2 separate regions of the Homo sapiens genome follow, and region 2 is linked to region 1. The links are chromatin loops, found by intact Hi-C in ENCODE. Cell type or tissue: heart left ventricle. All regions are shown on one strand. Links, peaks and the distances in the headings refer to the core of each region. The heading gives the core; the rest is flanking DNA. Region 1 overlaps SLC6A6 (solute carrier family 6 member 6). Region 2 has its middle 6.6 kb from the start of LINC01267.

Region 1 (9,148 bases), core at 553-8,552:
ACTAAAGAAAGGCCTTGCTTGAATACCAGTTGAGAAGGGAATCTTGGATTTATTCAAAGTCCTTATGTTGAAGCTTCTCTAAAAAAAATAAAATAAAAATGATAAAGGGTCTAGCCTGGTGTGTGTTCCGAGAACCAGAGCCCTGACTGTGGGGGTAATCCCACGGACTGGCTGAAAGCTTGGGATGTTCCAGAATGCTTCCCCAAGAGCATCCTGGGCAGGAGCTGTTATTCTCATTTTACAAAAGGGGAAACTGAGGCACAGAGTCACACTTCACTCCCTGCCCCTCCTGCATGGGAGTGTGACCTTCAGACAGGGAGCTGACTCCCATTAGAAGGAAACTCAGCTTCTTCCAGGGGTTCGCAAACACCCTGGAGCATGCAGACCCTGTCTCTTGTGGCCAGCAGCCTGTGGTGGACAGGTAACCTGGGAGGCCCAGTGGGCAGGGCCGATGTCTCTGTTCTCAGCGTGGCTGTCCTCGATCACTGTTGCAGCAGTCAGAGCTCTGGGACCATGGGTGCCACTTCTGGGCATCAAGTTTCATGGCCTGGGCTGTCAGTACCCTGCATCGCCCTGGCCTGCTTTCAGATGCTGTCATCCATAAGAATGTCTGGGAGTAGGTACTTGTGTGCTTGTTTAGCAGGGCAGCAGGAATCAGCTCGGATTGGTGGGAGGCTTAAGTCTGGACTCCAAAGACCCACGCTCTGCCGTGTCATCCTGGGCAGGGTTGGTGACTGTCCCGTGCCAATTATCCTTAAAACCGTTTACCTGCCTCTCTCTGAGACCCTCAAAACCCTGGCAGGGCAGGGGAGGAAACCAGCATTGCTTAGGTGCCGGCTGTGTGCCTGAAACTTCCCTGGGCATCTGAACACCACAGTTAACATCTGCAAAGGTTTATCAAGTGCTAGCTGCATCCCAGACCCTGAATTTAGGACCTTGTGTGACTTACATTTTAGTGAGAGATCCAGGTTACACAGGGATGAATAAAATAATAAGGGACAATATTGGGGGAGGGCAACACTTTATAGACGAGGAGCCAGAGGTCTGGGAAAGTTGGCTAACTTCGTTCTGTCAGTGACGGAACAAACAGTAGAGCTGAGAATTGAACCTAGTGTTTGGCCCACGGTTGGCACTGAAGAAGGTTCTGCTGAAGTCCCAACAGAAAATCAGTGCCCATTTCACAGATGAGGAAACTGAGGCTCAGGGGTTCCTTAACTTGCCTGAGGCCAGACTAAGTTGAACCTGGGTTTGCCTGAATCTGGAGTCTGAGTCTATCCTTTTCTTTTCTTTCCAACAACTCTGTCTCAAGACAAATGGGGATTCCTGGGTTTGGAAAGGTGAGGTGACTTATGTAAATGCAGCGCCTCAGGTGGGATTTGACCCCCAGCCTGTTAATGTCCGAGCCTTGGCTCTCTCTACTCCAGGGCCAGGCCCCTCACTGACTCCTGGCTCTGTGTTTGCTTCAAGGCGCAACGTGCTGAGCTTGTCCCCTGGAATCGACCACCCAGGCTCTCTGAAATGGGACCTCGCTCTCTGCCTTCTTTTAGTCTGGCTAGTGTGTTTCTTCTGCATCTGGAAGGGCGTCAGGTCCACTGGGAAGGTAAGTTGGACTTCTGTCCGTCCCCTGCCTCCTGGAGAGCTGTGCCAGGCTGGCCCTCTCCCCCACTTCCCGCCTGCAATTAGCCACGCCCCAAGAGGGAGGTGGCCAGTGGTGGCGTGCTGGTAAGCCCGCCCTCTGGAAAAAAGTAAAACTCAGGTTTGTTGTAGCGTTTGTCCATTTCATGGTGTCAGTGCTCCCACCATGTTTGCTTTCAAGCTGTCCACAGTTTAATGACCAGCTCACAGAATTCCTGAATATTGAAGAGCCAGGCTCTCAGGAGCCTACACGAGCTAGCCCCATCCACCACAGCTTTCTCATCTCAAGGTATTGGCAGTCAGTGCAGATGGTAGCAGATAACTAATGTTGGGCTTCTAATAAATAGGTTAGCTGGTAACAGGAGGTTAGCCAGCAACCGTGGTAAGAGCCATTAGCCACAGCATGGACCCTCGCTTTGCAGAGGGGGCCACAAGCATTCCCATCAGCATTGCAGGGAGCTTCGTGGGCCTGCCCCAAACCTACAAACTCCAAGGCTGCGTTGTAACATTATCCCCAGATAATCCAAGAGCACTTTATGGGTTGAGAGGCACTGGCTTAGATTTTAGCTGCTAAATCAGATTAACTGAGTTATAACTAACATTTCAGCCGGCACCTCCAATGTTAGTTGTTCAGGAAAGCGTTAGCTGATAATTAAATCATCCACTCATGGCCAGGGTGTTAGCTGTTAACCAAAGTATTATTCATAACTGGAGTGTTTGCTGCTGATTAATATGTCACATAGTGACTAGGATGTTAGTGATTAACAAATGTAAAATGTTAGCTTGTAATTTTAAGGTTTTAGGTATAACTGATACATTAGCAATAGTGGAAATGTTAACCCATAACTGAAATGTTACCTGTTACTAATTAGAGCTGAACTGTTCCCTGAAAACCTAGACACTGGCTGTTGTCATGGCTTTGCTGATGCCAAAGGCTGGTGCGGGGGTATGTTGTGATCACAGGTGTGAGCCTGAACCCAGGGCCCTAAGCTATAAAGAACAAAGGCGTTTGCTCATCTGCCTTTAGATAGTGCCCTGTCAACGCTTTCCCCAGTGACTCACATCCCAAAAGAGGGAACGTCTCTTTAAGATCAAAAAACCCCCAAAAGTCAAAGGAGCGTCTTAAGGTAGCATTCCAGATGGAGCTGTGGGCAGTGACCTTAGCTGCCCCAGCCACACAGTGGAATTGAGGGTTGAGGAATGTGTCTCCCTGGATAAAGAGCCCCCAAAGAGGCAAAATCATAGATTTGTAGAGATCCAAGTAATTATTCCAGTCACTTACCCTGCAAGACCTGGGACTCCAGGGTTGCAAGAGGTAGAATGGGGGTGATCCTGTGCACCCCCCTCCAACACACACAGTGCCCTCTGCTTGTTTCTTGGGGCAGAACCACCCTGCCATCCTGAAGCCAAGGGTGGAAGGGAAGCAGTCCAGGCCTTGGACACCTGCCCGTGCCCACCAGTGAGCACGGTCCTGCCCGGAACAGGCGGGAGCAGGGGACATGGGTAACTCCTGCACCTCCTTGGAGAGCACCTTCACTGTGCTACCCCGGTTCTCTGTCTCACAAGCACACCATTTTATTCCTTTCTTTAAACAATGAGAAAACTCAGGCTTAGGGAGGTCAAGTGACTTGTCCAAGGTCACTTCCTCCTCTCTGAGCCTCAGTTTCCTCCTCTATAAAATAGGTGATAGTAGGGTTAAAATGAGGTGTGTTAAACACCTGGCACAATGCTTGGCACAGACGGTTCTGTAAATGCTAATTCTCTTCTTTTTTTTTTTTTTTTTTTTTTTTTGTAATTTGAGGTGGGGTCTGGCTCTGTTGCCCAGGCTGAAATGCAGTGGCTTGATCTCAGCTCACTTTCTGGGCTCAAGCCATCCTCAAACCATCCTCCCACCTCAGCCTCCTGAGTAGCTGAGACCACAGGCACATGCCACCATGCCCTTCTTCACTCTGCCTCAGTTTCCCCACACAGAAGTGAGAAAGTTTCTGTGGAGCACTGGTCCTGAGCAGTGCTAGAGACATCATCACTTACTTACGCACTAGTATTTTTTGAGCCTCTACCGTGTGCCAGGTGCTTTGTAGAAACAGGGCTGGGGGACATGCAGTGGTTCACAAAACAGACAAAAATTCCTGTGCTCCAGGAGCTGATGGCCTGGCAGGAAGAGTCAGGTTGTAACAAAACGAATGGGAAAAATATATAGGAGTCAAATGGGGATGCGAGCTATGGGAAAAAGTCAAGCAGAGAAGGAGAATGGGGAGTGTTGGGAGCAATTTTGAATAGGGTGGCCAGGCAAGACCTACCAAGAAGGTGACTCTAGGCAAAGATGTGAAGGAAGTGAAGGGCTGAGCCAGGTGAGTATGTGGAGGGGAAAATCTCCAGGTAGAAGTGACAGCCTGTGCAAAGGCCCTGAGGTGTGTTTGACCCAGACCCTTGGGGAGCACCCAGTCTGATGGAGGAGGCTGATGTCCGCCAGGGACAGTGAGCAACTTTTGAGACATAATGCAGAATACAGGAGAATAGTGTCAAAGCCAGAGAGAGGGTGCCAGGCTGCAGCTGTGGCCGAGCAAAGACGTGATCTTCCACGGGTCCTCCCTTCTCACCCTTAGCAACAACCTCCTTCGTGGGGTGGCTGTAGGCCTCCCAGGGGTGGGCGTGATTCCCAGAACAATAGCAGAGCCTGGGCCAGGCCAGAGAAGCCAAGACAAACACAGTCAGGCTCTGTGAACTTCCTCAAGCCCCATGGCTGAGAGGCTGCCTGCTCGCTGGCCATGGCTTCCAGCCCTGGCCACAGACCAGGTTTGTGGCTGACGTGGGGGCTGGGCCCACAGGCAGCAGATGGACCTCATCCTGCCAAGGCCCTGCTCTCGTGTCTAGTCCAGCAAGGAGGAGTTGGAGGGTAATGGAGGGAGAGCCCCAGCCTGAGAGGCTCAGGATCTGAGTTCAAGTCACTTTGCCTCTCTAGGTTGCAGTTTCCTTTTTTGTAATTTTCACTATTCCAGGAAGTTGAAACTAGGCTGCCATTAATCCATTCAACAAATAGTGATAACGGTGGCGAAAGCGCAGTAGCCTGTGAGTGCCGGGCAGCATTCTCAGTGCTGCTAGGTAGCTCATTGAATCCTCCTCATGGTTTGGAGTATGTGCAGTTATTAGTCCCATTTTACAGATGGGGAAATTCAGGTTCAAGGAGGCTCATTACCTTGCCCAGCATCCCACAGCTTGTCAGTGGCTGTGCTGGGATTTGGACCCAGGCGGCCCCACTCCCGACCTGGGTGCCCCACACTCTTCCGCCTCTTGTGCCCACCCCCGTGCCAGCCTGAGGATGCAGTAAGTAGGGCGTGTGGCAGGCATGTCCCTGCTGTCACAGAGTGGGGTCTGGGAAGGGGGCAGAGATCCAGACACTCACACAGGAAGTGCAAGCCCTGCAGACGCACAGGGGAGGAGGCCCCGGAGTGAGCATGGACATTCACTGAGGCTGGGGCTCTTCGCTGTTGGCCTCCGGAGCAGCTCTTTTTGCCTGGTTAAAAACAAAGCAGGGGGTAGTCAGAGCCAGGTCCTTTTAGCTCTGGATCCCCCAGACTGCATGACTTTGAACAAGGCCCTTTCACTTTCTCAGCCTCACCTTCCCCTTATGTGAAATGAGTTAGTGAAGCCCCTCACCAACAGCCAGGGCGCTGAGGATCCTTAGGGCCTGCCTAGGATCTCTGGGATCAATGGCGAGCCCTGCTGCCCAGGCCCTTACCTCCCAAAGGATGCCTGGCTCCCCCTGCTGCTGCTGCTGCCCAGACACTTACCTCCCAAAGGATGCCCGGCTCCCCCTGCTGCTCAGCCACCCTCTTTTCTACTGCCCAGAGGGGATGGAGAAAAGTTGTCCTTGTGAGTTTCCTGGACAGTTGGGCCACAGGGCTTTTGGGTCTAGGGCTCAGAGGAGCCACGGAGGTTCACCAGCAAGAGTGGAAAAATACCACGTCCCACAGCAAGGCCTGCTGGGCCACCACCAGAGGCCCCTGGCAGCAGCTAGCACCAGCCTGTCCCTTGGGGATCCCGGGGGAGCCACAGAAAAGTTGAAAGCATGGCTCTCAGGGGCTTGTCCTCGGAGCAGCAGATTCTGCAAAGCAAGGGTGGCTTTCAAACCTGCTACTGTAAACCAAAACCCATCTGAGACAGGGGGCTCGATGAGCTTAGAGGTTTATTTTGCCAAGGTTGAAGATGTGCTCAGGAAAGAGACTGAGCCACAGTAGGATCTGTGGCCTGCACTTTTTCCAAAGAGAGTTTTGAGAACCTCAGTACACTAAAGGGGAGGCCCAGCACAGTAGCTCACACCTGTAATCCCAGCACTTGGGGGAGCCGAGGAGGGCAGATTGCTTAAGTTCAGGAGTCCGAGACCAACCTGGTCAACATGGCAAAACCCTGTTTCTACTAAAAAATACAAAAATTAGCTGGGCATCGTGGCGCGTACCTGTAGTCCCAGCTACTCAGGAGGCTGAGGTAGGAGGATCTCTTAGGCCCGGGAAGTTGAGACTGCAGTGAGCTTTGATTGCGCCATTGCACTCTAGCATGGGCGACAGAGACCGTGTCTTAAAAAAAAAATGTAAGGGGAAACAGCAGGAAGGGACAGAGGAACAGGTAATTCAGGTAATTATGCACGATGTCTCTCAGCAAATCTGCATTTTCCATAGGGTAGAGAACACACACATTTTCCATAGGGTAGGGTGTGTACACACGGTGGAGGAAGGAGACACATGCCTAGATGTGTGGGTGGATGGCTCATTTCTTGTCTCTTTGTCCGGCACCTGTGAAGATGAGCTGTGAGTTTACATTGTCAGGGTGAGGGAGGCCGCCTGGGGAGATACGTGGCCTGTATCTCACAACTCTCTGCTGAAGAACAGAAAGCAGGCCGGTTTTGTGCGTGTGTGTGACTCACTTCCCAAGCTTAACTTTTTCCTTCTGCATAGTGAGTTTGGGGTCCTGAGATTTTATTTTCCCTTCACACGGCTGAGGTGGCGTGACCAGGATTTGGGGAGGAACAATGACACACATCCCAAAGGTGTGGGGACCTGACACCAGCTGGCCTGGATCCATCCCGCATCCACCACCAGTAACTGTGATTGCAGGCAGGTGCCCCCACCTCTCTGGGCAGTCTCCTCATCTAGAAAATGCAGGTGAGGCTGATGCCTGGCTCTTCTCAGTTGTCTGAGGATTAAATGAGTTAAAACTCACGAAGCCCTTAGCTGAGTGCCCCGCACAAAATCCGCACTGCATAAGTGCTTGTTAAATAAACTAACTACGTGAAAACAAAGAAAGCCACCTCCACACCCCTGTCCCTGACACAAAGCCCTCTGGTCACAGACCACTGGGTTGCTTGGCCCAGTGGAGGCCTGGCTGGCTTTGAAGTGGCCGCCCTCTGGAGACCCCTGCGGGGCTGCTGTCAGCAGCTATTGTTCGCCAGCCCGGGTGTGGCCCACAAAGGGCCCCAGAGGTGGGAACTGGTCGGGGCGCCTGGCCGCCTGTCCGCCTGTCCTCAGGAAGGGAGAGGCAGGTTGGTTTTCTTTTTTCACTTCTTTCCCCCCTTCTGTGGCTTCCTGATGTGCCCCCGCCCTCCACGTCTGCCTTCCCATCCTCGGGAAATCATGTAGGCTCCTGGCCTCAAGGAGAAGAGATGACGGTGGCTGGAGAAACTGAGGCCTGGAGGAACAAAGGACGCCCGGGGGCAGAGGCAGCAGTAGGGCCCAGCCTGTCAGTGTCGGAGAGCCATCCTGACAGTGCCGGCCAAAGAGGCTTCTTGAATGCTCACCGCAGGCCAGGGGCCATCGAGCAAGGTCAGCGTTCCCTTATCCTCAGTGGACAGATGGGGAAGCTGAGGCCCAGGTCACCAGCAAGGGGTGGCAGAGGCAGCGTGCAACCCCTGGTAGAGGTGGCTCCCCAGCTGACCCACAGCCTCTCTACCCCTCGACCTAGAGTGGCAGAGTGGGAGGCAACCTCAGAGCTCCTACGGTCCCAGCCCTTTACTTCCTGGTGGGGAAACAGTCTAGAGCGGACAGCGGCTTCCTGGAGGTCTCATGGCAAGCCAGCCTCTAAGCTTGGCTTCAGACCTGAGGGCCTCCCTACTGGCTGCCCTCTGGTCTTGGGGAGAATCAGTAAACTGCCAGTTGTGGGAGGCTTTTTGCTGGTCTGCTATGTGTGGGCTGTGGGGCAGGTCCCCATTCTGTTGCTTAAGCCCACGTGACCCTGGGCAAGTGATGGACTCTCTCTGGGCCTCAGTTTTATTGTTGCAAAATGGAGATAGTAATACAACTTACCTCAGAGGGTTAGGGCACGGGCCAGTGAAAATAGACGTCACAGCATTTGGAACAGTGCTAGGCACACAGTAAGTGCTCAATAAACGCTGCCTAGGGGTTGTTGGGCTGAGGGCAGCTGAGCTAAGCAGGCCCTGAAAGCTTCCTTTTTGCCCTTTTCCAAAGCCCCTTTCTCATTGTTTCTACTCAAAGGGATCATGGCCACAAGAATTTGCTCTGTCGAGGGTCGTGGTGCCAGCTAGGTGAGGTTTGGGGCTCTGTCACTATTGGTCAGTGTCTGTTACATACTTGGGCCCCAGCAGTGCCCTGGCACTGCACCCCCAACTCCATGGGCACATTTGTCCTGTTCTCTTCATCTCAGTTTCCTCTCCTGTAAAATGGGTGCATTGACTGTGCAGTGGTTCCTCCAAGGTCCCCTGATCCCCAGATGCGGCCCAGGGCTCTGCCAACCAGTCTCAATGTTTCAAGGTGGCCACCATGAACTTTCTGCATGTCGAAGTAAAACACTTCATGCCTTTCTGCACAGAGGTTAGCCCTCCACAGGCTCTGGGTTCAAATCCTGGATTCCGTTGATGCCCTGGGCACGTCCTTAAAGCCCACCAAGCCTCAGTTTCTCCACTGTAAACCACCGTCCTGGGGGGCATGGTGAGGATGAAGTGGGCTTGTGCCTGGGACGTTCCTACTCAGCCAGTGCCCTGCCTGAAACACTAGGATCGAACTGTCCATTCAGCCAGGCACCTTCGAACTCCTCCCAGGCATAATCTCTGTCTGGAAACTCCTTGTGTTGAATAAGATGGGAAAATCCATCCATGAGAACTGAAGCCACAAACAGCGCTTGCAGGACAAGAGGAGAGAAGGTCTTTGGGAGGAGATGGCCACATCGTTTCTAGTCCCCACCTCACACCTGATCTTGGCCTGTCTGGAACATGCAGTGTGACCCAGGGAAGGCCATGGGTCTCCCAGAGGCCCGGTGAAGCGGGGAGCCTTTCCTATTCCCAGTTAAGGGCCTTTGAGAGGCCTCATTTTCTTCCCTGAAGGTCTCGTCCTTCCAGCAAAATCAGTGTCAACAACAGGCCCTCTTTCTGGAGCACCTACTGAGTGGCAGTGTTACAAGCATCATCCTATTGAATCCTCAGCTCACCCCTTGTTGAGGGGCTTCTATTACTCTTATCTGAATTCTACTCATGAGGAAACAGGTCCAGAGAGGTTAAGCAATGTGC
Region 2 (9,148 bases), core at 387-8,386, 100 kb before region 1:
GCACGCCTGTAATCCCGGCTACTTGGGCAGCTGAGGCAGAAGAATTGCTTGAACCTGGGAGACAGAGTTGGCAGTGAGCCGAGATCGTGCCACTGCACTCCAGCCTGGGGGACAGAAACTCCATCCCCCACCTCCAGAAAAAAATGAAAAACTAGACTTGTAGCACAAACAAGCCCCCCAGCCAGGATGCCTCTGAGTGACATGTGAGGTGGGGTCTGAGAGCAGAGACGTGCAGCCAGGTCCCATCTAGCTTCACTTGGACTGCCAGGGCTCCAGGAGTTGGAGGGCAGCCCGGGGCTCAGGGCTACCAAGCTCTGCCTGTGAGTCTCAGCTCCACCTTTTAGTCACTATGTGACCTTTGGAAGGTCACATTGCCACTCCCTACCTCAGTTTCCCCATCTGTGAAATAGATGCCTGCCGGTCTGATTACCCTCTTGTTTGCCCATCAGATGTTCTGCAGAGGTCAGGGCACCAGCACATCGTGAGGCACACAGCGACTGGTATTCTTCCATCATCAGTGGGCACCGTGGGGGAAATTCACTGCCATGGACTGAAAGGACCCCCAGTCTGCACGACCCCTGGACACCCACGAGGGCTATGAGTAAAGTAAAAATTTTGGAGAGAGCCTTTTATTGGCTCCCAAGAGCCTTCCCAGGGCCACACATGAAATAGGCCCTTAATCAGTAAGTGTTTCAGCCCTGGGAATTCATTTTATTTATTTATCTATTGATTGATTGATTGATTGATTGATTTACTTGAGACAGGGTCTCACTCTATTGCCCAGGCTGGAGTGCAGTGGTATGACCATGGCTCACAGTCACCTCAACCTTCTGGGCTCAATTGATCCTCCCACCTGAGCCTCCCCAGTAGCTGGGACCACAAGTACATATCACCATGCCCAGCTAATTTTTTAATTTATTTTTTGTAGAGATGAGGGCTCACTATGTTGCCCAGGCTGGTCTCAAACTTCTGGGCTCCAGCAATCCACCTGCCTCGGCCTCCCAAAGTGCTGGGATTATAGGTGTGAGCCACTGTGCCTGGCCAGCCCTGGCAATTCATATAACCAGTAGTCTTAAACATTTTTCATGGCAATATTTTTTAGCCTCCTTCCTCTTTCTTCAAAAGAATTCTTACAAAGTAATCTATTAGATTAAAAAATATCAAAAGGCTTCTGCCCTTGAAAGAAAGTGGGGCCCCAAATCCTGTCTGGTCCTTCTCCTGACTCCAGCCACCCTGGACACTGCCATGAAACACTGTGTACACCCCTGCTCAAGCCCAGTAGTGATCACACCTGCCTGTAGCTATAGTGCACCTGCTGTATACCTGGCACTGCCTGAGCCTGTTGTCACCATCCCCTCCACTTCTCAATCATAGTCCTAAAATTGAGATCTTATCATCCCATTTTCCAGGTGGGAAGACTAAGGCTAAGAGAGACTAAGTAAGTTAGCTGAGGTCATCCAGCATGTGTGGGGTGGGTCAAGATTCACACTGAAACCTATCAGCGCCTCAAAGACTGTGTTCCTTCTACTGCCCTACTTGAGGCATGGGAAAACTGTGACCTAGAGCAGGGGAGGGTTGGTGACCTTCTGAGGCCATACTCTTACCTGCTGAACCTGGGTCAAGGCCAGTGTGGCCTTGATGACTTCTGGGCTGGTCAGCTCTTGTCCAACCCTGGCTGTGAGTGCTGGGGGGAGAATGCACTGGGCTAGGTTTATAACCGCCCTGGACTCTGTTCTGTCACAGATTGACTTCCGGGGCAGCTCAGCCCACAGCTAAGTTCAGGGGCTCTGGGGACTGAGTGTTGCCATCACCTTTTCCTCTGAAATCCAGCTACAGGGCATCCAGGGGTGGCTGGAACAGACGGACCATCGAGTCTAACCCCACAATTTACAGATGGGGAAACTGAGGCCCAGCCATCCAGACAGCAGTCGTTGGCCTTCCACTGGGCAATCACTGTTGCCAAGTGTAGCATTAATGACTGCATCCTCCCAACAACCCCAGCAGTCCAGGAAGGGACACTTATTAAGCTCCAACTGTATGCCTCATATTGCATTAAGTGTATTCTTAACTGTTATCTCCTTCACACTGCACAACTGCCCATCTAGTAAAAGGAGAAACTGGCCGGGCGTGGTGGCTCACGCCTGTAATCCCAGCACTTTGGGAGGCCGAGGCGGGCGGATCATGAGGTCAGGAGATCGAGAACATCCTGGCTAACACAGTGAAACCCCGTCTCTACTAAAAATACAAATAATTAGCCAGGCGTGGTGGCGGGCACCTGTAGTCCCAGCTACTCGGGAGGCTGAAGCAGGAGAACGGCATGAACCTGGGAGGCGGAGCTTGCAGTGAGCCGAGATCGCGCCACTGCACTCCAGCCTGGGGGACAGAGCGAGACTCCGTCTCAAAAAAAAAAAAAAAAATGGGGAAACTGAGGGTTCAAGAGGAAAGGTGACTTGCTCCGTCTGCCTGACTCTAAGACTCATTTCTTAGTGCCATAGGAATCCACAGTGTAGGTGTGGTGGTGTAAGGGAGGAGAGGGAGGAAGGTAATTTATAACTCTGGAGACGCTGACTGAGAAGTCTTCCACCCCCCACTAAACAGAATGTGGGTTCCATAGCATATAATACATGCTTACTGAATGCACAGTGGAATGGACGAACACTAGGCTCATTGGTGGTGCTCAGTGCTTGGTGCTCAGTGTTTGCTGAATGAATGAATGACTCTCAATAGGGCATATTAAAAAACTTCCAGCTACTGTCCTTAGTAGAGCAGTCTGCTGCTCTTTCCCCCAATACCATATTTCCTCTTCTCCACTTTTCTATTTCTCTGGTGGGCTACTTGTCCAGCTCAGCTTCTCATGTTTGGAAGTAACTGTCTCTGCTTCTCTCTGACTCCTACCCCTCAAGGCTAAGCTGTTCCATGATCCATTCCTTCAAGAGCATCTCTTTCTTGACCAAGGAATGAGCACTAACAGGCTGACTTGGTTCTTCTTCAGGAGACAGGCTTATACTTTGAAAAGGGAGGCCTTGTGAAAATAGAATCTGAGAACTTGGTGTGTGGTCTGGCAGCATCCGGGACCAGGGCTCAGCTTGGGACTGGAGTTAGAGCTTAGTCTATGACCACAGTCAGGGCTGTCTGGAGTCAGGATCAGGGATTCAGTTAGGGCTCAGGACTCAGTCTATAACTTGGGTTAGGATTCAGCCTGGGTTAAGTTAATTAATTTATTTATTTATTATTTATTTATTTTTGAGATGGGGTCTCGCTCTGTCACCAAGGCTGGAGTGCAGTGGTGCGGTCTTGGCTTACTGCAACCTCCGCCTCCTGGGTTCAAGCAAACCAATCCTCCCACCTCAGCCTCCCGAGTAGCTGGGACTACAGGTGCACACCACCATACCTGGCTAATTTTGTGTATGTTTAGTAGAGACGGTGTTTCACCATGTTGGACAGGCTGGTCTCAAACTCCTGACTTCAGGTGATCTGTCCACCTCAGCCTCCCAAAGTACTGGGATTACAGGCGTGAGCCACCATGCCCGGCCAAGCCTTGGTTAATGTTTGAGCTCAGACAGGGGCCAGGTTTGCATTCATCCCATGAGCTAGGATGGTGGATTAGTCTATGGTTAGGGTCAGGGCTCTAGGACCACGATCAGGCCTAAGTCTGTGGCCAGGACTAGGGTGCGGTGTGTGACCAGGATCAAGCCTCAGCCTAATCAGAGCTTCCAGAACTACTAAGCTCCCTCCCAAAAGTTGATTCCCTGGAATCAACTAGATTTTCCTCTATTCCTTAAGACGTAGCTTCTTTCTAGAGAGTGCCCTCCTAGTGCTGCTCACACGGCCCTTGCAGCCCTGCAGGAGAGCTGCCTCAGCGCCTCCGCCGAGACCCTGCCTCCCGCCTCCCTGCCTCCTGGCTCCAGGGTTATTAAAGGAGGAATCTGTGGGAAGAAGAGAGTAAACAAAATCCATCACGCGGGGCTGGGGCTGGCGCCCGTTCCTCCTGCGGCTCCGCAAGCTGACTCGGAAACCAACAGCGCTGAGCGGACAATGTTGACAGGAGACTTAATGAAATCCAGAGGGAGGCGCCCTGGCAGGGCCTACCTGGAAGGAGGCCCGAGCTGATAATTACATTAATTCTGGTCTATGTCCCAACAAGCGCAGAAGCAAGGGCTGGGTCCAGGGCCCGTTCACCCAGGGCTCCAGGAGTCTGTCATAATTACGGGGAAAAATAAGTTTCGGAACTTACATAACCTCACTGCTTGGGCCCTGAGGGTTAGACCCACTTTGCTTTGCTTTTCCAGGAAATGCACATATGGCAAAGCTACACTTGTGTGCCAGGATCACCTCTGTGGGTCACAGAATGTGTGAGAGCACTGGGCAGGAGCTTGGTTCTTGTCCGCATTTCTCAGATGAGCCAAACTGAGGCTCGGGAGCAAAATGGTCTCATTCAGAGTCCTGCAACCAAAAGGCACAGGGCTAGCATCAAGCTCCGTATTCCAGTTTTCCCTCCTCGAAACCACTCCAGCATGGAGACTGTGGGTGACCGGGAGCGGGGAGATGCATTCTGCCCAAGAAAGGAAAGGAAGAGAATGGTGCCCTTCTCAAATGGTGCATTGGAGGGGGCCAGGCTAAGAAGAAGGAAGAGCCGGCCAGGCAGAGAACACAGCAGATAGAAAGGCACAGTGGCTGGGAAGGATACAGCGTGATGGGAGGAAGGGGTCATCCCATAGGGCTGAGTGCTAGTTCAAGGGCAGAACTGGGGTAAGGAAGTTGAGGCAGGGGCATGAGGAGCATCATATGTTGGAGCCACAGAAAAGTCTCCCACAGCTCCTCTTATTTGAGCCTCACGAACTAGATGCTTTCATTGTTCCCATCTTACAGATAAGTAAACTGAGGCTTAGGAAATTTGAGTCTCTTGCCCAGAGCAACGCAGCCCAAAAGTAGTACTGCTGGGATTAGAACCATGTCTGTTGGGCTTAAACTGCTCCTTCAAACACACTTCTTTCCTGCCTTGCATGCCCCCTGCCGACTTTCCTCACTTTCCAGTTTGGCTCAGCCTGAGATGCCAGCCTGAAGATGCTCCTGGCCAGTGTGGAAAACCACAGAACCTTCAAGAACAGGGTGGCAGCAGGGGCACACTGCATACTCAGGCCTCTGCAGGGCTGTCTCCGGGCGAGGAAGCGGAGGGTCAGGGCCCTAAGGCCTGTGGTGGCAGGAAAGGGGGGAATTAAGGGGAAGCCAGTTCCAGGTGGGGTGAAGACAAATTGACACCCAACAGAACAATGGGCTACTTGGACAGGAAGTGAGCACCCCAGCCTCGGAGGTATAGTATGAAGGGGACAGACAGGGAGACAGGAGATCTATACGTCTTGGTCCCAACCAAATCTGCACACCCGAGTTTCCAGGAGCCCCACCTCTCCTGGGAAAAACCATTCCTAGCCACCTGCCACTGAGGTCGGCTCCAGGAAGTGTCAAGGCCTGCCTGGGGGATCTGTTGCCTTCCAGGGGTTCCTCCTCAGACGTTTCCAGCCCCTTGAAAACAGCACCCAAACAGAACCTGAAGAAAAAGTGCTCACATGTGCGGGACTGCTCTGTGGGATCCTGTCTCTCCCCTGAGCACAGACACAGGAGCACAGAGAGGGGGAGTGAGTAACCAGGCGTCACACAGCACAGTCCAGGTGGGCCTCCTGGAGAACGGATGTGACCAGGCTCACCCTCAGGGTGAGACCTCTCGCTTGGGTCAGAGGGTCCTTGACGTTGCCCTAATCAGGAATGAGAGTGTTTGTTTTCAGCCAAATATTTCCCTGACCGCAGACGAGACGGGATGCGACTGCACATTCCAGAGTCCTGGCAGCTTAAGAAACCATGCTGTGGGGTCTGCCTGGTCCCCTTGCCTCCTCCTGGGGGCCTGGTGCCCACCCCCCAGGCCCTGGGGTCTGGCTGCCAGCTTGGATGAGAACGTTGTTTGTAGCAGAAGGTGTTGGCAACACCCCAACACCTCTTCTCTCCTCATCCTTCTGGACCCCCCAGGTCTCAGCCCCATGGATGCTAATCTGGCTTGTGGAGGTTTCACCAGACCCTGGGAGATGAGCATCCCAGGCAGGGAGACAGCATGTACTGTCTTGTGGCCCAGAGGCATGACAACGGTGTGGCCTCCCTGGAGAAGGCGTGTGTGCTCTGTGGCTGGAGCGTGAGTCTCCTGCCCAGCAAGGGTCGGGGTGAGAGAGGACAGGTATGGCCAGCTTGCAGAAGGCCCAGAGCACAAAGAATCTGTGGTCTTGGAGCAATAGGGGGCCGTGGAAGTTGAACAGGGGAGTGCCAGGGTTAGAAATGTGTTCCAGGAATTTCCCTCCAGTGGACATCAGTGGCCAATTGAGTGGACAGGCAAATGCATGGGCACCAGAAGGCTGGGGAGTAGGCTGAAGCAGGGACAGCCAAAGCGGGGTGCAGAGGGTGGGACAGGATGAGAGGAAAAGGCAGAGTCAGGTCATCAGCTAGCCGTGAGACTGATAGATGTGGATATTAGGGTCCTCGTTTACAGAAGAGGAAACTGAGGCTTAAAAGGATGAGAAGTGATTTGCCCAGCTGCCTGGGGAGCAGTGGAGCTGGCATCATGGACTCCGATTCCACTGCCATTTCTCTCTACTGTATCCACGTTGGTGGAGTTCACAGCCTTGACCACCTGTGGTCAGGATTTCTGAGGTAAGTCACATTCCCCACCCAGGGCCCTGGTCAGAGGCAGCATGTCTCCAACCCCGGCCCTGCTCAAGGCCCTGGCTCCTGCCAGAACTGTAGTAAGCCCACTCCCCCATACAGTCAATTTCTTCCTCTCCACTCCTTGGTGATTCCTGTTGAACTCCTACAGATCCCTTGATAGCCAACTGAAAATCACCTCCTCATGGTTGCCCTCCAGACGACTGCAGACAGAATCAGTCTCTCCTCCAGACCCTGGGGTAGACACTTCCCAGTGTCCCATCACCTGGGAAGGCCTTGGGGGCAGAGGGCTTGTATCGTCTCTGCCTTCTCAGGACCCAGAACAGGGCCCGGTATACAGTAGATACTCCATAACTATTGATTACAGCGAGTGAATGCATGAACAACTCGATGCTCACGCCCCAGCACAGATGATCAAAGATAGGTTTTGAAGCCAGGCAGCCCCGGCCAACTCCTGTCTCTGTCTCTGGCCAGCTGGGTGGCCCTGGGGCTTCAGCTGCCTGAACCTCAGTTTCCTTTTCTGTAGACCGTTGGCAACTGTCCTGAGCGTGCAGCCTGAAAAGCAAATTCAGTAACAGACATAGCCCAGCAGAGCACTTGAGAGCATGGTCCCTGAAGCCAGCTGGCCTGGGTTCAAATCCTGACTCTGCCATTGACCAGCTGTGTGGCTTTGGGCAAGTTACGTGACTGCTCTGGGCCTCAGTTTCCCCATCTGTAAAATGGAGGATAGTAGTGCCAGTCTCATGGGGTTGAGAGTGAAATGAGGACATGCAGGTAAAATGCTTACAACAGGATGTGGCAAGTAGGAAGTGCCGGACACACGCTCGTGAACATAAAATGCCTAACACACGGTGTGCACTTGAGCAGGGTGAATCCGACTCCATCTCCTCTCACCTTCCCTCCTGCAGCCCAGGGAGAGCGCTGTAGGGGCCCTGTGCAGAAGCAGGGGGGCTCTGATTAGCTGTCAGAGCCAAGGCCCCTCTCTGCAGAAACATCAGTGGGTCAAACACTGCAGGCCCCGCTGTTTCTCCAAGTAGAAACCCCACACAGATATGGAATTAACCACCCATGTCAGCATGAATGGCACTCATTTCAGAGCCTTCCGTGGAGGGGGAAAATATCAAGCAAGTCCTGCTGAGAGAGGATTTCAACTCAACGGCTGCAGCCTCTGAGCTTGCTCTAGAAGCGCCTTTTTAATGAGCTTCTTTTATTTATTTATTTGTTATTTTATTTTATTTAATTAATTTACTTATTTTGAGATGGAATCTCGCTCTGTTGCCCAGGCTGGAGTGTAGTGGCATGATCTCCGCTCACTGCAAGCTCCGCCTCCTGGGTTCACGCCATTCTCCCGCCTCAGCCTCCTGAGTAGCTGGGACTACAGGAGCCCACCGCCACGCCCGGCTAAATTTTTGTATTTTTAGTAGAGACGGGGTTTCACCGTATTAGCCAGGATGGTCTCGATTTCCTGACCTCGTGATCCACCCGCCTCAGCGTCCCAAATTTTGGGATTACAGGCGTGAGCCACTGCGCCCGGCCTGATGAGCTTCTTTTAAGTCTCAAATCAAGTGTTTTCTTCCACTTGGCAAGGTGAGTATTGCTGTGAGCATGATTATTTTAGTTACTGCATTTTCTGGGCTCTAAGTATAGGTGATGCACCCAAATTATGTGACTTAGTCCCTTTAGCCCAGTGATGAGAAAGTATCATTCCCAGTTGAGGGAGGGGGACACTGAGGCTCAGAGAGGTTGCCAACCAAGCCCAACGTCACACAGCATGGAAGCAGAGTCACGATTTGAACTTATGTGAGTCTGATGCCAAAGGCAGTGATCTGAAACACCGGTCTCAGCACTGGCTACACACTGGAATCAACAGGGGAGCTTTGAGCAGTCCTGATGGCTAGGTGGAGTCCCAGAGGGGCTGATCCTGAGCTGCTCCCCAGGAGATTGCACCCAGCAGCCAGATTGGCAGGTCAGGTCCAGGAGACAGAGACACCATATCCAGGGGAGACACATCCAATCAGAAAGAGATAATCCACAGAGCTCTAAACCTTGCCCTTCCCCAAGGATGGAGGGACCATCTGTGTCTTGTGAACTGAAAAAGCCCCTACCCCTACCTTGGTGCCAGTTAATTAGTACAAACCCCAACCCCAGCCAAATCCAAGGTCAGCACCCACTGCTCTAACACACTCTGCTGCCTTACACCGTGACCCTCCTGTGCTGGAGGTGAGGATGCCCAGGCACAGAGACATGGAAACACCTGCCCAAGGTCACACAGCTTTGAAGCACTCAGCCTCAGGCTTCTTCGACCCCGGCCTCCTTGCAGTGAGGGGTGAAGGTGATGAGCAGGGTCATGGAGGCACAGCTGGAGAAGCAGGTGGTGTTTAGCAAAGATCACAGCAGCCCTGGGGACCTGAGACTTGGTCCTCTGGACTCTGAGGAAGCAGATGGT

What was found. Hi-C counts contacts between places; a loop is a spot of excess contacts. Peaks named below come from ENCODE experiments on the same cell type or tissue, not always from the same donor. Only the 100,000 strongest peaks of a DNase experiment are listed, where the experiment ranks them.
Region 2: a loop joins it to region 1, with 3 times the contacts of the local background. A loop is called at or near these places in 2 of 110 quality-filtered maps.

The regions. Positions count from the first base shown.
Region 1 is chr3:14,456,483-14,465,630 of GRCh38, forward strand. It overlaps SLC6A6 (solute carrier family 6 member 6), which reads left to right. Exons shown (of 15, transcript NM_003043.6): 6 at 1,468-1,600. Among named protein-coding and RNA genes, the nearest start is that of SLC6A6, 58 kb to the left of the region's middle. RefSeq lists enhancers at 2,889-3,389, 3,875-4,396, 4,397-4,918, 4,919-5,440, 5,244-5,293. In heart left ventricle, for the core only: a CTCF peak has its summit at 5,434 (motif pointing left); DNase peaks (open chromatin) are centred at 4,389, 5,399 and 7,089; H3K27ac peaks cover 248 bases.
Region 2 is chr3:14,354,611-14,363,758 of GRCh38, forward strand. No RefSeq gene overlaps it. Among named protein-coding and RNA genes, the nearest start is that of LINC01267, 6.6 kb to the left of the region's middle. RefSeq lists an enhancer at 1-188. In heart left ventricle, for the core only: no CTCF peak of the experiment used is centred there; a DNase peak (open chromatin) is centred at 4,001; H3K27ac peaks cover 715 bases; H3K27me3 peaks cover 1,256 bases.